Linked DNA regions of Homo sapiens: region 2 is linked to region 1. A link is an interaction called in ENCODE POLR2A ChIA-PET data of the cell type or tissue named here. Cell type or tissue: PC-3. All regions are shown on one strand. Links, peaks and the distances in the headings refer to the core of each region. The heading gives the core; the rest is flanking DNA. Region 1 has its middle 59 kb from the start of LINC00702. Region 2 holds the start of LOC105376369 (a long non-coding RNA gene).

Region 1 (8,938 bases), core at 2,716-6,715:
CCACTGCAAATTCATTCAATGCTAATGTTGTTCATTTTGCATTCTAATCCTTAATAATGTGGTTCCTCTTTACAATAAAATAATTATTTTCCCAAGTGTTTGAGTAAAGTTAATGTTCTCGAATAAAGCACCTTTTTATTCTGTGATTTATCATATTCCTGCCTCACCAATTCCTTTCTTACCTGTTTGTACCTGCAAGGAGAATGTTGGCCCAAGTTGGGAAAACACAGAAAAGTGATTTGCCAGGCATGGTCCGGACTGTTCTCAGGCTGGGTTATGAGCACAGGTAAGCACAGAGGCCCCGCCTTTCTGGAACTTACTGTGCAGCAGCTGTTTTTAGTTCTATTTCATGGAATAAGGCACTGCCCTAGTACATGTTACCGTGCTACCAGATTTGCTGAAGGTCATACTTGTTAAAAAATCAACAGAAAAATCTTGTGGGGATGAGGCTCTTAGACTAATTTTTTTTCCTTCTCTCTAGGGCTTTTAAGAATGTTCTCAGAGCATTATCAGAGGAAATTCATATTTTTTTTCCAAAAGAGAAAATGTTTATGCAGAAAGTCAGGAATCTACAAAGACATATGTTCTCATTCTCAAAGCTAAGCAAAGGAAAAGATTCATATTTTCAAAGATGTTTGTTATTATCAAACACTTCGTGCAATACCCTAACATCCTATTTTTTTTTTCTGACACCTTCAGGGTAAAGCAGGAACTTTACAACTCCAAAAAGAGCTGAATGAATCCACTTTGTTTTCTATGTAAATCTTTCAATGGGCAGATTATGCTGGCTCTCTATAGGAAGTATAATCAGTCCTTATTTCTGGAACCATCTTAATCTGCCTCAAAAATTGTAACCATATAGACTTGGCTGTGTACACTGTCAGAACTGAAGAACTTCCTTTCTAAATATAAAAAAGTTTATTGATGAGAAAGTCAATTGTGTAAAAGAGAAGAGTCCTTTTAAGACCAGGGCAGGAGACACAGTAGGATTCTCCCGTGGGTTAGTACAGCTGGACTTTGCCAGTGTAGTTCAAATGATCCATGTCTTTGGTAGGGGGAAATAGTAGCTAACTTTAATGATCACTATATGCATGGAATAAGCATTCCTAACTATAATCTTCTGTAGTAAATAAATAATTTCATCCAATTTTCAGTTGAGAAAAAGCTAACAAATTAAGACTAAGTAACTCACTGGGCACCCAGTGATAGGAGACCCCTGAAATGACAAAAAGATACTGAAAATGGACCCCATGATTTTCTTTGCAGAGGCTTTCCATTTGATTCACCAGAATGTAAAAAGTTAACATTAAATATTACAAATAAGTGAAGTGCACTGAGCTTTTCAGGAAGAAGGCCAAGAATGAGAGATCTCTTCCCATTGGTTAAATTACAAGTTGTGACACTAGTTATAGGAGTTGGTCTCTATCTCTTTTCCTATCGGACACCTCCCTCTTCTCTAAAAGAGGGAAGTGGATTGGATAAAATGGTCTTGTCCAAAAGCTTCGGCCACAGCTCCAAGTGTCCAAGAAAGTAATCAGCATGAGGTGGGACAGTGGCACTGCAAGGGACACACTGTGGCTACGCATGGGGCATTCATTCCTTTGAAGCTGTTTTTTTATACCATACATCCATTTTATTGTTAATAGTGCCCTGAATTCCCATTGGATTGGAGAAGTATGTTATGTCAAATTTTGTTTCATATATTCAATACATTATTTATACTTCTATTTTCAGAAAATAAATTACTTGCATTTTGCTGCACTCTTTTACCTACAATAAAAATATTCTCAGACTCAGGTGTCCTCTCAATAGAGAGGCTTTGTTCAGGGGATACACAGCCATTGAGAATTATTCTACTCCATCCTGGATGTCAGCATGAAGACCTTCTCCTACCCTGCCTTGATTACAAAACAAGTACTGTCTCCCTCAATATTTGGATCTTTGTGATAATACATTTCTTTAAATAAATAAACATTTCTTACACTGTCTACGACTCACATGAAAGCCTACACCGAGGAGCAAAATTTTATGAGAATTACAGGAGAATAGAAATTGTAATTATTTAAGTTTCAGTCTCAAGTACTTAATTCACTCAACAGATGCTGGTAAATACTAGAATCTGGGGACAGTATGATGAGGAAGCAAACCAGATCGTGGTCCTCCTGGAACTTACATTCTATCGGTGAAGACAAGTATCAAACAGTAAATTCCACATTTACTTACTTATAATTGCTGTAAGTTTTCTAGGAAGATAAAGTGTCCTTTATGAGCATGTAAAAGAGAGGATGACGACAGGGAAGCCATTGACAATGTGTCAATAAAGCGATAATTGGTCTGAGATATGAAATAGGAATAGATATTTACTAAGAAGAAGGAAAAATGAGAGATAATGGGGAGGGGTGTGTTCCTGATTGAATAAGTAGCTCATACAAGACTACAAAGGCTAGAAGTGCACTGTGCTTTCCAAGAAAAGAACCAAAGTATTCTTGGAGGTTGGCTACAGATGATGGTTTGTGTCTCCCCAAGTTCATATGCTGAAACCGAATCCCCAGCGTGATAGTACTAGGAGATGGGGCTTTGCAGAGGAAAGGAGGTCATGAAAAAGGAGCCCTCATGAATGGATCAGAGCCCTTCTAAGAAGGCAGGAGGGTGCCTGCTTCCTCTCTCTGCTCTCTGCCATGTGAGGGCACGAAGAAGAAAGGAGCCAACCCCAGATACTGGATCTGCAGGTACCTTGATCTTCGCTTTCCCAGCCTCCAGAAGTGTGAGAAATAAATGTTGTTGTTTAAGCTGCCAATCTGTGGTATATTTGCTATAACAGCCTGATCTGACTACAACAAGACCAGATACATAGCGGGTAGACAAGGCAGTAAGTCTAGTAAGGCAAGCCTAGAAATCGGCCATGAGATTTTCATCTTTATCTAGAGACAGTTAAATTCTCATTCAGTTTTCTCAGCTAAAGAGAGACATGGCTTAATTAAAAAAGAAAACTTGCTGTGGTTATAAGTGGAGATTAAGTTAGTGGGAAGTGAGAGTGGATGTAGGAGTGTGGGAGAGCAATTGAGGTTGTGCACATGAGAGATGGCTTAAGTGATTTGAACAGATTTGGAAATTATGAAGTAAAATTGGCAGGATTTGGTGAGCAAATGGACACAGGAGAGAGCCAGGGACTTGTCAAGGATGAGGCTCAGACACTTGACTTGTAAAATTGAGTGGATACCAGTGCCATTCATTAGAAAAGAACTGAGAGGTTTATGTAAAGAAAAGTGTAAGGAAGAGCTAATGATCTTTAGACAAGAGAAGCCTAATGTGCTTATGAAAATGTATCAGAAAAAATAAGTCCAGAACAGTGCCATTAGAATATTCAATACTGTGCTTTCAAGAACAAAGTAGAATTAAGTTGAATGTCAACCAATATGAGACTATTTCATAGATATAAAAAGCCATATCAATGAAATATGTGATGCCTATGTTGTCAATGAAAGATAAAACAAAGCCTGGGGATAATACAAATAAGCCTAATATCTACTTTTTCAATATTTATTTTTCATTAAATGGATCTGGATGGTCACATTCATTAGTGATGGATAATACTCCTGATACAAAATTATGCTTTTTAAATGAATGAGAATAATGTGTCACTTTCTTAAACAGTCATTTGATAGAATGGGACCCTGTTATGGTTTGAGTTGTGTCCTCTCAAAAGACATGTAGAAGTCCTAGCCTTTGTAAACGTGAATGTGATCTTTTTTTTTTCTTTTCTGCCCAGCAACCATCTGTCCAACCTTGGACTTGTAATTCACTTATTTATTTATTTTTTGAGACAAAGTCTCACTCTGTTGCCCAGGCTGGAGTGCAGTGGTGCAATCATAGCTCATCGCAGCTTCGAATGCTGGGGCCCAAAGGATCCTCCCACCTCAGCCTCCCGAGTAGCTGAAATCAAAGGTTGGCACCACCACCCTTAGCTAAATATCTATTTCTTTTATTTTAGGTTCAGGGGTACATGTGCAGGTTTGTTATACAGGTAAACTTGTGTCATAGAGGTTTGTTGTACAGATTATTTTGTCACCCAGGTATTAAGCCTGGTACCCACTGGTTATGGAAATAGGATCTTCACAGCATGTGATCAAGTTAAGATGAGGTCATCGGGGTGGACCCTAATCCAGGATGGCTCATGTCCTAGTAAATAAGGGAAATGCCGAGTCAGAGACACAGGGAGATAGCATGTGATGACGGAGGCAGAGATTACAGTAATGTAGCTGCAAACCAAGGACTGATGGCCAGTAGCAAGGAGGAGGCAAGGACAGATTCAACACAGCACCAGAAAGTGCGTGACACTGCTGACACGCTGATTCCAGGCTTCTGGCTTCCAGAACTGTGAGGGAATACACCGCTGCTGTTCTCAGCCACCCAGTTGGTGGTAATTTGCTATGGCAGTCATTGGAGACTAATACATCCCCTCTCACTGTGACAAGGGAGTTTAACTTCTTACTCTACTTTGGAGTACTCAAAAGGAATCATAAAAGCAAAGGAAAAAGAAAAGACACAGCTCAGGGAAGTCTTAAACAAGAAATCATAAAAAATACAAAACTACACAGCTCAATTCCTGACATTTTGTAACCAAGCCATGTTGAACATTATTGAAGTGACCTGCCATCTGTCACTTTCTAACATCCCATCAGAGGGGACTTGAAAATATTGAATTTTATCCTCCTCTCCTTACCAAGTCAGGAAAATCCTTAGAAAAAGGAGATATTTTAAACAATCTGAAAGCTTTAATTGGCAACCTTTAGAAGTAGCATCCGAAAGCTTCAGAGTACAGAATGATTGAAGAGTGAGCTTCTATTTAATTCAAACGATTATCCTTCTACAGGAAAATATCACTGGTAAGGGATTTGTATCCATTCAGTAAAATATCCAAATATATTTGTGAGAATCTACTGGATATTAAAATAAAACTGTACCATTTTAATAGGTTTTTTTTTTATGTAACAGGTAGAAAACACACGTAAGTATTCTAAAGAATGTCTAGACTATGATGCACTTTTCTCTTCAAAATGTTCACATTTACAAACTTTTTTTTTTTTTTTTGACGGAGTCTCGCTCTGTCGGTCAGGCTGGAGTGCAGTGGAGCTCTCTCGGCTCACTGCAAGCTCCGCCTCCCGGGTTCATGCCATTCTCCTGCCTCAGCCTCCCGAGTAGCTGGGACTACAGGCGCCCGCCACCACGCCCTGCTAATTTTTTGTATTTTTAGTAGAGATGGGGTTTCACCATGTTACCCAAGATGGTCTCGACCTCCTGACCTCGTGATCCGCCCGCCTCGGCCTCCCAAAGTGCTGGAATTATAGGCGTGAGCCAACGCGCCCGGCCACAACTCTTAATTAAACACTATGAGCTGTTTAAATAGCTGTTTCCCTTGAACTAAAGGCTAGTATACTAATGAAAAAAATTTATAAGAATTCTGTATTCTGTCTCCTAAGGCATCCAACCATGTGTTTTACATTCAGTGTTAAATCATTCCATTTAAAATGAACTAAATATAGCTATTACTAAAGAAAGAAAACGGGACTGGGGATATTTATTACATAAATCATTTTCTAAAACAAATCACAGTCGTTGTTATTGTTGTATGTCAGATTCCTAGCTACCCGCCAGAAACTGAGGCCAGCTCTCTCAGCAAAAATCTCTTTCTAGGAGTAAAGTGCTGTCTCTTTAACACTTCTTCATTCTTGTATCTTCATTTATTATTTATTAAGTGTAAAATTTATCAGGGCAACCTGAGCCAGAACGTGCAATTTATTTGCATGAAAGTAGGCTCTTTTATAACTTGACTCCTTCTGAGAAAATTATAGGAAAAAAATCCCTCAGAAATGAAGTAGCTGACACATCACATTTATTAAAGCTGTGAAGCCTTCAAAGTGGATGACTTATGATTTTTCATCCTCAACAACGGTTTTGCCAGAATGCTGCTAGACTTGGGAAGGATGATTAACAGGGCAGATACTCACATTTAATGACAGCACACTACTAATTCATTCCAAAATAAGTTCACCTTCACAAGCAGGAGGAAAGAATACAACAATGAGACGGTTTTCAAGTTATCTTTTTCTAAGTCATCCATTTTCAATATAAGTCCGAAAGCTTATATGATTACTAAGTAATTCCCAAAGGATATCGTGTAAGTACTGACAGAATAAAAAAATACATTTTCTCATGAGTCTGCAACACTTTCAAATATAGAATTCTTCATTCTCACCCAAATTGATAATCAATAAGTAAGTCAAAGCAAGTAAAAAATAAGGGTTTGGTAGTATAATTACACCTCATTTTAATAGGTCATTTTAAACTCCTAGTTTAAAAAGACAAACAAGAAAATAATTAAAACTGCACCAATCGTGTTAACATGAAACGATTGAAAGACTATGTGTGCTGGAGAGCTGATACCCCTTTCTAAAACACAGACCATGATGAATGGGACAAACTTTGCTAATGATAATGCTGAAATTGGCTCTATTGACCTCAGGAAAAAAAGAAAACTATTCAATGACAATGTTGTGCAGGTGAGGCTGCTCTAAGGACAATTCTGGAGGAAACAAGTCAGCAACAAAGTTGCCGGAAGAACATCCTATATGCAAATACGGTCTGTTTCTCAGCCACCTGTGCCTAAGCTGGGAAGAACAAAATTAAGGGTTTAAAAACTCATAGATGCAGGCAATATCATCAGTATGATAGGCTTTAGTTAGAGGTAAAAAATTGAGTCCTAGAATAAATTTAATATTAAATCAGCTGAACGATTCCACTTTTGGCAAAGATGGAGTAACAAGGACCAGACTTGCCTCAGTTTCCAGAAACAACTTAAAAACCTAACAGCATACATGAATGCTGGACATTAGTAAAATAAATGAAAATGTTCCCTGAAAGAGAGAAGCAGATCCGGTGAGCACTGAGGTTGGCCTGGTTTCTTCACGGGGTTCGTCTCTTGGCCACAGAGCAGTGCAGGGGAATCCAAGCGGAGCTCAGCCATGTCCCTGCATTGGGGATATAGGGCTGAGGTTGCAGGAGGCCTGAAGTCTGTAGGGCAGAGTCAGGAAGAGGAGAGAGCAGTTCACAAGAGGCTGCAAGATCAGCAGAGGCTCCCTTGTGTCTTTACATGAGTGTTGATGAGCTTGTAAATGTGAGAAAACTATGCAAAAGAAGGCAGAGACCCAACTAAAGGGAGCAAAAAAAAAAAAAAAAAGCAAGCTCTGGGGCTGACACAGTCTCAGGAATAGATTGTGTTCCCACCAGCCAGAGCAGAAAGCTTCCTACTCCATGGACTTCAGAAAAAGCTTTCAGAAACGTATGGCCTCAGCAGCAGAGTGAAATTTTACTAGACTAACAGTTGCCTCATCCCATATCATAGAGCCTGGAATAAGACCACAAAAGGATCCAACTGTTTCCATGTAACTGATGTGCATTCTAGAACAACAGTCAAGGATACTATAAGAATAAATATATAGCACCCAATAAAGTAAAGTTCACAATGCCTGATATCCAGTGAAAAATACTGGCCATGCAAAGAAGGAGGACAATCTGGCCCATATGGAGGAGAAAAATCTATCAGTAGATAGAGATGTAAAAATGACACTGATGATAGGCTATTAAAACACTATATGACCATAATTGTATTCCATATGCTCAAGAAGCTGGAGAAAAGAGTGAGGATGCTAACTAGAGACATGCAAAATATAAAAAAGCATCACACTGATTATCTGGAGATTGAAACCAAGAGTCTGAAGCCAAACAAAAAACACTCTAAGGAAATAAAACTATTGATCAATGTCTTTCATCAATTACAAATACAAAAATTCTTAACCAAATCTAGTAAATTAAATGTAAATATAATACAAAAGGGATAATGCATGATATTCAAGTGGCATTTATCCTAAGAATTCAAATTGGCTGAACATTTGAATAATCAATCTATATGTCACTATATGAACAGACTAATAAAGAAAAAACATAGGATCATCTCACTAGATTCGAAACCAGTATTGATAAAAATTCTCAGCAAACTAGCAATAGGAAGAAACTTCAAAAATGGGCAAAAAGTTTGAATAGCTATTTCACCAAAGAAGACATGGTCAATAAGCACATGAAAAGCTATTCAACATCACTAATCACTAGAGAAATGCAAATCAAAACCACCATGGGATACCAGTTCACATCCAAGAGGATGACTATTATATAAAAAATATATAAATAAACAAAAAATAAAAAGTATTGGTATGGATCTGGATCTGGGTCTGGAGAAATTGGAACCCTTGTGTAATATTGGTGGGAATGATCATGGTCCAGCCACTATGGGTAACAGTATGGTGGTGTATTAGCCCATTCTTGCATTGCTATAAACAACTACCTGAGGCTGCGTAATTTATAAAGAAAAGAGATTTAATCGGCTCATGGTTCCACAGGCTGTACAAGAAGCATGGGTTGGGAGGCCTCAGGAAACTTACAATCATGGTGGAAGGCAAAGAGAACACAGGCACATCCTACATGGCTGGAGCAGGAGGAACAGGGTGAAGGGGGAGGTGCTACACACTTTTAAACAACCAAAGCTCATGAGAACTTTCTCATTATCATGAGAACAGCAACTGGAAAATCTGCCCCCATGATCCAATCGCCTCCCACTAGGCCCCTCCTCCTCCAACACTGGGGATTACAATTCGACATGAGATTTGAGTGAAGACAAAAATCCAAACCATATCAGATGCTTTCTTAAAATATTAAAAATAGATTTACCATATGATTCAGAAATTATACTTTTGGGTATAGACCCAAAAGAATAGAAAGTTGGATCTCAAAGATATATTTGTACACCCATGCTCAGAGCATCATTATTCACAGTAGCTAAAACTTGGAAGAAACCCAAGGATAGATGAATAATTAAGCAAAATGT
Region 2 (8,938 bases), core at 2,479-6,478, 55 kb after region 1:
ACTCCAGCTTTGATTTTTCCCTTCTCAAGTTGGCTCTGACTTTCTAGAAGATCCTAAGTAGGCTTCCTGTTAGGGTTCCAGAACCCTAATTGCCAATACTATTCAAATAGGCACTTATTATACACTTTATCACTTATGTGTTTCCTGTACAAATTCTTTTGACTTTTTAGAAAAAAATATCGCATAAATTCTTTAGGCATGGAGAATGCCTACCCTAAGATTTGCTGTGTTGTTTTGTTTTGTACCCTTGCCCTGTGAGCCTTACTCAGTTCTACAAATAAATGGCATTTCGATCTGCAAAGAAGTGACTCAAGCAAGTGTAAAACAAGAAACAAACAAGCACATATGAGTAGAAAATAAACTACTCTAACAAATTGACCTCAAATGCAATGGTTCATTGCAATACCACATAGAAGTTTCCTTCTCTGTCCAGTGGTAGTCTAGGGTGGATAGGCAGGTCCATCCACAAGGTATCAAATCCAGAACCAGGTGACCTGAGCAGCTCACCATCCTCAAAACACATTATCCTGAGATGCTCCAATCTTTGCAACTTACATCTAGCAGGAAGGAAAGAGGTCTTTTAGATTCAAGTTGAGCATATCATGGGTGCTCATAGTCTCCTGATGAGAACTGGATCCCATGGTTATGTGGGAGCTGGGAATTACAGTCTTCCTGGACACCTCTGACCAGGAAGAATGAGGAACTGATGTGTGCAGAGAAATGAGTGTCTCCTCCACCAAGCTCACCTCTTTGATACTCTCAAGCCTATTTGCTAGCTCCCATCAATCCATTATAAGCCCTTCCTTTTGCATCTCTACCATAGGTAGAAGTACGGAAAACATTCTAAGAAAATGTTACTTCCAAAACTGTCGAAAAATAATTATCTGGGATTTGTGTATCTGCAATAGAATAGAAAACTACTCCACTATCCCTGTACCCCCACCATAGACCAAAGAAAAACAATGGTTTAACTTTTTGAGCTAAAATAAAAGAATCATGATGAAAGAGCTATTTACAAATATGACATTCTTTTATGTACTTTTAGATAGAAGACATTTATCAGCAATGGTATCTAAAAACTGCAAAAGTAATTTATTGCTGAGCAGGGACAATGCACATTAAATTAATTTTTAATTTTAGGACTTACAAAATATGACAAAGGAAGAACAACAGAAAACTTGCATAACCCAATTGAAAGTAGGTAAAAGACTTGAATAGATATCTCCCTAAATAAGGCATAAAATAAGCCAATAAACTCATGAAAATTGTTCAACATCACTAATCACTATGGAAATGCAAATTAACACCACAGTGAGATATTGCCTTATATGCATTAGGATGACTACTATTAAAAACAAGAACAGAAAATAAAACAGAAAGTAACATGAGTTGGCCAGGTGTAAAGCCGTTGGAAACCTTGCATACTGTTGGTAGGAACATAAAATAATGACGTAGCCACTATGAGAAACTATGGTGGTTCCTCAAGAGTTAAAAATGGAATTATTACATCATTCAGCAATTCCATTTATGGGCATATATACTTGAAAGAAGTGAAAACAGAATATTGAAGAGATATTTGTACACCCATATTCATAGCAACATTATTCACAATAGCCAAGAAGTGGAAGCAACCCAAATGTTCTTTGGTAAATGAATAAACACAATGTGGTGTCTACATACAATGGAATATTTCTTGGCCTCCAAGAGGGAGGACATGTTGACACATGCTACACAGATATTTTAAGACCGAGGTGTAGATACTGCAGGGAAGTAGAGCAACACAGGCCAAGGAAGACAAAAGACTGAGTGAGACCAAATGGCGATGAGTATCTACCCTGAGGATATGATATTTGAGCTCAGGTTTGAAGGATGAGTAGCAGTTAGCCAGAGAAAAAGGGACTCTGAGGGATGTGGCAGTGGGAGTAAGACTGAGATCTTATGTACGAAAGTCCCTGGCAGGATAAAAATTGGCACATTGTAGGACCCAATGTCTCTGAAACACAAAAAGCAAAGGGACAGCAGAGGGACACAGCCACATGAGACAAGAGGTAGCCCACGGAGAGGTCATGAGTAGGCTTTTGCTTTTTAAGAGGCAAGGGAGAGGTCAGGCACAGTGACTCATGCCTATAATCCCAGCACTTTGGGATTACTTGAGGTCAGTTGTTTGAGACCAGCCTGGCCAACATGGTGAAACCCTGTCTCTCCTAAAAATACAAAAATTATCCAGGCATGGTTTTGGGCACCTGTAATCCCAGCTACTCAGGAGGCTGAGGCAGGAGAGCCGCTTGAACCTGGGAGGTGGAGATTGCATTGAGCTGAGACTGTGCCACTGCATTCCAGCCTGGGTGACAGAATGAGGCTGTCTCAAGAAAAAGAAAAAAAGGAAAGGGGGAGATAAAAACAGAAGGATTTTAAAATAGTGGAGAGGGTCATGTAAAAAACATTTTTATCTTGAAAAACCCTTCTGGCTACAGCATGGAGAAGTTCCTAGAGGACTCTTGGAATGGGTGCAAAGATAACAGCTAATAGCTTTCTCAGTATCTGGGGCAACAGATGATGGCAGGTTGGGCCAAGGTATGGTAACTGAGATGGGAATGACCCAGTGGCATCACGGGGAGATTGTAGGTGTGCAGTAGGATATGGGTTTTCCAATTTCAGAAGAGCTGTAGCGCTCCTTTGTTATTTTAGTGTTTCATTGATGTTGAGCTGACAATGGGAATTGTGGGAGTGAATAGGAAGAGTCTAGAGTGAATATGAAGATGACCTGCACTTAAGTAACTCCAACACAGATTGTTCTATGTTTAGAGGTGACACTGAAAAAAAATAAAAATAAAAAAGACTGAGAAGGCTAAGTCACTGATGTCAGACAAAAATCAGTGCAGGTCGTCTACTTGAAACCGAAAACATAAGTGTTTCACAAAGGAGAGATCAGTAGTACAAATGCTCTTTCATAGTTAAGGAAGATGCATGGAAGTTGTCATTAGATTTGCTGGCCTGGGAATCATTGGTGGTCAGGAATATATCAGTGGAGTTAAGGGGGTGGCGGTCAGGCTGAGGGATTAAGACGTGAAAAGTTGGTGAGAAGACAGCGGCAAAATATAGTCTATATTCTTGAGACACTTCCCTGGGACAGGGGAAAGATGGGTCTATAAGTAGGGAGGGATTTTGTTTGCCTGTTGTTTTTTCAAATGACCTAATAGAGATAGGTTTTAAAAATATTAAACTAATATATTTTCCTATATATTCTCAATGAAACATGTTCTCTGGCGCTGTTCAATCACCACAGCTCTAGGAAAGAGGGAGAGCAGAAGCCAACAGAGGACGGGAGGAGATAAGAAATAGGGTAACACCTGGACAGAAAGGTGGAAGCACGAGAGATGGAGACAGAAGGGGGCAATGTTGGGGCACACATTCTCCGACCCTCTTTCAGAAGGGGAAGGATTTTGAGCAGCAGCTAGGAGGAAAGGCTGTCTCTCTGGGATGAGAGAGAAGACTGATGAACAGGGTGCCCACTTACCCACTTATGATGCTGCTGTCATTACCTATAATGCAGTATCTGTGAGCATGCAGCTTGGTGAGGCGGGGAGAGCCTGGGGTGATCTTTCCTGAGGCATCCTTAGGGTGTCTGCAATATGATAGCAATGCAGTTGTTTTCCTTTGCCCAAAGGATTAGGAGGGTTCTGAGTACAGAGCCAAGGAGCTTTTCTGGAGGTGCTTCAACAAACCAGCCGAAGTCTGCAGGGAGAGCTGCACTGGCTGAGGACTGAATGGGGTCAGATCCAGATGCCAGGGTGTACGTACTGACCTCAAGGCCTGATATTAGATAGATAGAGTCCAGCTAAATCACCAAGTCATGAGAATACACTGAACTCACCACTCAGAGAACTGGAATCAAGTGTCACTAGGGCGTCTAGCAACCAGAATGACAAGGAACATCTTCAGGGACACACAAGAAGCGTGAACCAGGAGAAGGAGTTATGCACGGGGCCCAGGCAATTCCCCCTTGCTCAGGAACCTGGAGGAAATCTGAGTTGATGAACAAGACCATGTTTCCTGAACACACTTTAACATTTAGAATCAGTCTTAACTTTCTGGATTGGGTATTAAGGGGAAGTTTGAATCAGCTTTAAATTAATAAATAAGCTTCTGTTCTTTGTATGTGATGTGCTCTTTGAACTTGATGTGCAGAATTTGGGAGCCTCACTAAATGGGGAAGATGTGGGCGCATTGATTAATGAGGATGGTCCAGGTAAGAGTGAGCTGATGAGTGTAAGGGAGAGAGATTTTCATCGTAGGATACGAAGCTGCTGAACGTTAAAAAGTTAAAATGTTTCATCCAAACTTTTTTCATGCCACCCCACAAAATCATCTTCTAAACAATTAGTTTGGGACTTTCTGTGTGGGCCCCCCCTTTTTTTTTAATTACAACACCATCACCTTTTGCCTTTCCCTAAATCAACACACTAAAGTCCTGCTGACATAATCTGCTTCCGGAGAAGAGGTTCTGCATTGTGTCTACAAAGTTTCCGTCAAGTGAAAGTTGGCAATGTAAGTCTGTGTGAAATTGTACCTCCATAGAAGCAGATTTTTGAATACCTTTCTTCATCAAAATGCTGGCAGCGAGAAGTAATCCTGATCCCACTGTATTTACTTGTCGATCCTGAATAAGCAATGCTGCATTTTTATTCGATCATAACTTAGACAGTTGCTCCATGCCCTCTCCCATGCCTTACCCTTGTGTGTGTTCATCCTCAAAGCAGGACCAGTGTAAGAGAAAACCCAGGGTACATGGAGCCATGTTTGCCCAGCTTCTTTCTTTCTTAGGTTTCTTTTCCTCTCATACCTTCAATGGGAAGCCAGAGCTTCTCTAACCTCAAATTTCATTATTTCTTTGCTCTCCCAATCCCAAGCCAGTAAAGCACTGACCACAAAAATTAAACTAAAAATTAAACTACGTTGGTGCAGTGATTCATCTCATCCTCTTGTGTTACTCATCATGTAGTGAGTACCCCTGAGATTAGAACAGGAAACAGACAAGGATCCCTAAATTACTTATTTGACAATGAAATCGTATTCATCACAGAAGGTCAGTAGAGAAACTTAGATGTGTAGCTCATGGCCACGTGTGCCATGTTTTACTTAACAATGATGTTGTTGAGGATGGTGATGATAAGATAAAGAAATATTCTGAAAACCTTCGTGGAAGAGCAAGTGGAATTTGATAGCAGTGTGCTGGTTTTTAAGAATGCCTCTAGAGGACTTAAAAATAGCCATTAAGCAGTTTTGCTGAAGCAATTAGAAAACCTTAGAAGAAAGTCCTCAGACATTTAATCAACGTTCCCTATAGCTGCATCCTAAAAATAAACGTGAAGAAAAACAAGAATATACTCTGCATTGCAGTAGGAAAGTTTGGAAGGCAGAGAAAGATAAAAAGTTGCAAAAGAAAATGGAAAATGAAAGCAAAGTGATGTGATAACTTTGTAAGGTAGCATCTAGGCTCAAACGAACTACATTCTCAAGGACAATCTTTCCTATGTTTCTTAATGTTTGTAGCCACTGTTGTGGAAGATTTAGCCTGGGGAAATGGAGGAGCAGCCTTTCCTCTAAAAAAACAAGTTAATATAGGGTCTTGCTCTGTTGCCTTGGCTGGATTGCAGCAGTGCAATCTCAATTCACTGCAGCCTCTGCCTCTTGGGCTCAAGTGATCCTCCCACCTCAGCCTCCTGAGTAACTGGGACCACAGGCATGCATCACCAAGCTCAGCTAATTTTTAAATTTTTGTAGAGATGAGGTTTTACTGTATTGTCCAGATTGCCTTTAAAAAAAAAAATCTTACATACATTGTCACTTATCTGCAGATATTGATGGGAGGCACCAGCCGAACTTGCATCTTCCTCTTTTTGAAGCTTCTTTGATTCCTGGGCTAGATGTGTGTGTGTTTAGCTCCATGACACAGAGTCCCGTCCTCTGCACCCACATAAGCAAAGGTGGAGGTGATGAGAACTGACATGAGCTCAGTCTGTCATTTGGGCTTCAACCTGTGCTTCTGGGGCCCAGCTCACCATTCCTCCTCCACCCTATACCCATGTTTTCTTCTCAGGTGTCCAGTCTATGGACTTCAAGATCCAGCATTAGACACAAAGGCAACTCTGCAGAGATGGTTTAACCAGCTCCCAATGTTGTGTAAGGTCAAATACCTGAAGACAAATCTGTAGAGTTGCTATATTTCTGGTTTAAACCTGACTTACACAGAATTTGGTACTAAGGGTGGTTTCAGAGGAATGGGATCTTAAGGGTACAGTTTTTGAGTTGTTTCTGTGTGTGTGTGTGTGTGTGTATGCGTGTGTGTGTGTGTTTGGAATTGTTTTTCTGATCTGATTAGATTTAAAAGCACTAAGTACCCTATTCACAGTGGTAAAAGAGGGGTAAGTAGTTCCTAGCATCAGATGGAGAGGTCAGAAAAAAAAAGAAAGAAAGAGAGATAGAGAGACAGAGAGAAAGAGAGAGGGGAAAGAAAGAAGGAAAGAAAAGGAAGAAAGAAAGAAAGAAAGAAAGAAAGAAAGAAAGAAAGAAAGAAAGAAAGAAAGAAAGACTCAAATTATCACCTTTACACATCTTTTATTAAGTGCCCATCTGAGTAACCAAGAATTTATTGAGTTTGACCATTTTAATGAAAATGATGAATATAATTGTGTTGGTTGGCTAGTTCTAACTACACTGGAGAAATTCAGGGCTTTAAGTACCAAGATCAAGTTCTATATAAGGGTCCTGAAAGCTTCTAGATTGGTCCTGAAAGAAATCCTATCTCCTGTAGCCAGAGAGCCAAGGTTTTTGAACAGGAAACCCAAAGTTTCATCCTGTGGGTGGCTGAATTATAGCCAAAATTGAATTCCAAACCTCATAGAGTCTCTTTTATTAAATTTAGGACATTTACTGGGAAGGAGTGGGATTCTGAGGTTTGGGAAGGGAATATATGAGCAAATTCTAGTTAATCTGGAAACCTAGAGCCCTTAATTCTGACAGCTTTCCTTGCCTTCTTGGCCAGTAGAAGCAGTCTGCAGCCGTGCCTGAGGAAGTTAGTCTCCCTTTTCTTGAAGAATCTCTAATGCCCACCACCGCCCATTAGTACTGCATTGAGAGCCCTACTAATCTTCATTAAGTTCTACTCCCACTCCTTTTTCTTCCTTTTAGACCTAGAGTTGACTCAAGTCTCAAACCTGTGATGGGATATGATACACATCCAAAGAGTTGCATGATCTGCCAATTAATATCAACAAACCCTGGGAAATAAGAATGACAATGTATCTTAAGAGTGTGGGATTAAGATGGAAATAATATACAATTGTATCATGGTATATGTTTTGAAGCGGATTTATTGATTCAGTGTCTTAGCTTGAGGGTCTAATAATGGCACTAATAATTTTCTCAATCGGTTGGCTGAATCATGGAACCAGAGGTGACCTATACGACTTGAGGTTAAAATGTCAGAACGTTCTTGGTATAACATCGAGAAACATACCCAAAGGCTCAGGGAAGTTAGAATGCAAGAGTGAGTTCCTGTAGCAGACCTGCTCACCCACCTGGATGTGCCTTTCCCTCAGCTGAGCCGCAGTGCAGACTTCATACTCAATTGTAAGCCATGGCATTACCAGTCAACGTGAGCCATCATGAACCCGTCATTATCTGATGTACTTTTCCAAGGATTTTATTACATGTTATTGCAACTCAGGGAGATAGGCAAGATTTATTCTATTGCTACTTTTCTGAGTTGAGAAAATTGAAGTTCACTTAACATTATGCATTTTGAATATTGATAAAAATAGTACATGTATCTGTGTAGCTATCAATTTGAATAGGTGAACAATCACGATAATAATGGATCGATAGTAAATTTATTCAGTTATGAACAGTGCATTCAACCACATCTAAGGATAAATATTAAGCAAAAACAATTCAAGTCACAAACTTAAAATACTCTAAGTAAGGTCATGCCAAACTACTTTAAGAATATATCTGTGGTAAAAATACATTCTAGGCTACATTACATAGAGTGAGATTTGTGGGAAATAACTTGCCCTTTTCTTCTATTAAAGGGCAGAGTTTTTTGGAAAAAAAAAAAGATAGTTCAATTTCCTCTCTCCAAGCTGTCTTTTTAAAATAACATAACATAACACATAGTTTGACACAACTCCACATGACTCAGAAGCCCTTCTTAAAATAAGACCAGACCACATTCATGGAGGCTGAGTCACCTCTAACCTTCCAAACTTGGTGAGGATTACTAACCAGAACATATTTTTATTCCTAAGATAGTATGAGAAAGTTCTGATCTTGACAGTTCACGTAACATTCAATCAATTATACCATTGCTCTATCTCTAAAGTTTTCTTTTTCTCCTTTTCTCAGTGTCTTACCAAGAATGAAAGGCAACCTATGTAAAAACTATGGGCTTTCTAGTATAAATAAAAACTACTCATCTCCAGAAAATAAACAATGACTGCTAAGATGATTGAAAAAAGAAAGGAGAAGAAAGTAGCTTGTAAAAGCGTGTGAAATGCATTCACGTTGGAATCTCCTACAGGCACTTCAGGTAAGAATTCTACCTTATCCTCTGTGTTTTACTCCAGAAAAGCATTTCCTTTTCCAGATCCAGGAAAAAAAAAAACTTTTTAAACAAAATTCAGCATTTTTTAATTAAAAATTGACACTAATGCGTATATCCTAGACTGCACTGCATTGCATATTATGCTGTTGTGTGTGATAAGTTTACGTTTTCACGATTCTGTCTGAAAGCTTAAAGATGTATGTTTTACAAAAATAGCTCTAGTACAATAGGACAATAAAACGTGAACTCTTGAAGATCTGAATTGGAATTATTTTCTGACAGACTATATTTTCAATTTCTTTATTTGATAAATGAAGATGGATAACATTGACC

The links. ChIA-PET counts read pairs that join two places held together with the same protein. Peaks named below come from ENCODE experiments on the same cell type or tissue, not always from the same donor. Only the 100,000 strongest peaks of a DNase experiment are listed, where the experiment ranks them.
Region 2: POLR2A ChIA-PET joins it to region 1 with 5 read pairs; 2 of 35 experiments call an interaction of 5 or more read pairs at or near these places.

What each region holds. Positions count from the first base shown.
Region 1 is chr10:4,298,480-4,307,417 of GRCh38, reverse strand. No RefSeq gene overlaps it. Among named protein-coding and RNA genes, the nearest start is that of LINC00702, 59 kb to the right of the region's middle. In PC-3, for the core only: no CTCF peak of the experiment used is centred there; no DNase peak of the experiment used is centred there.
Region 2 is chr10:4,243,156-4,252,093 of GRCh38, reverse strand. LOC105376369 (a long non-coding RNA gene) reads right to left here and starts at 5,048. Exons shown (of 2, transcript XR_930588.2): 1 at 4,734-5,048. It overlaps LINC00702 (long intergenic non-protein coding RNA 702), which reads left to right and starts at 8,182. Exons shown (of 3, transcript NR_108040.1): 1 at 8,182-8,271; 2 at 8,407-8,590. In PC-3, for the core only: no CTCF peak of the experiment used is centred there; a DNase peak (open chromatin) is centred at 4,963; H3K27ac peaks cover 2,135 bases.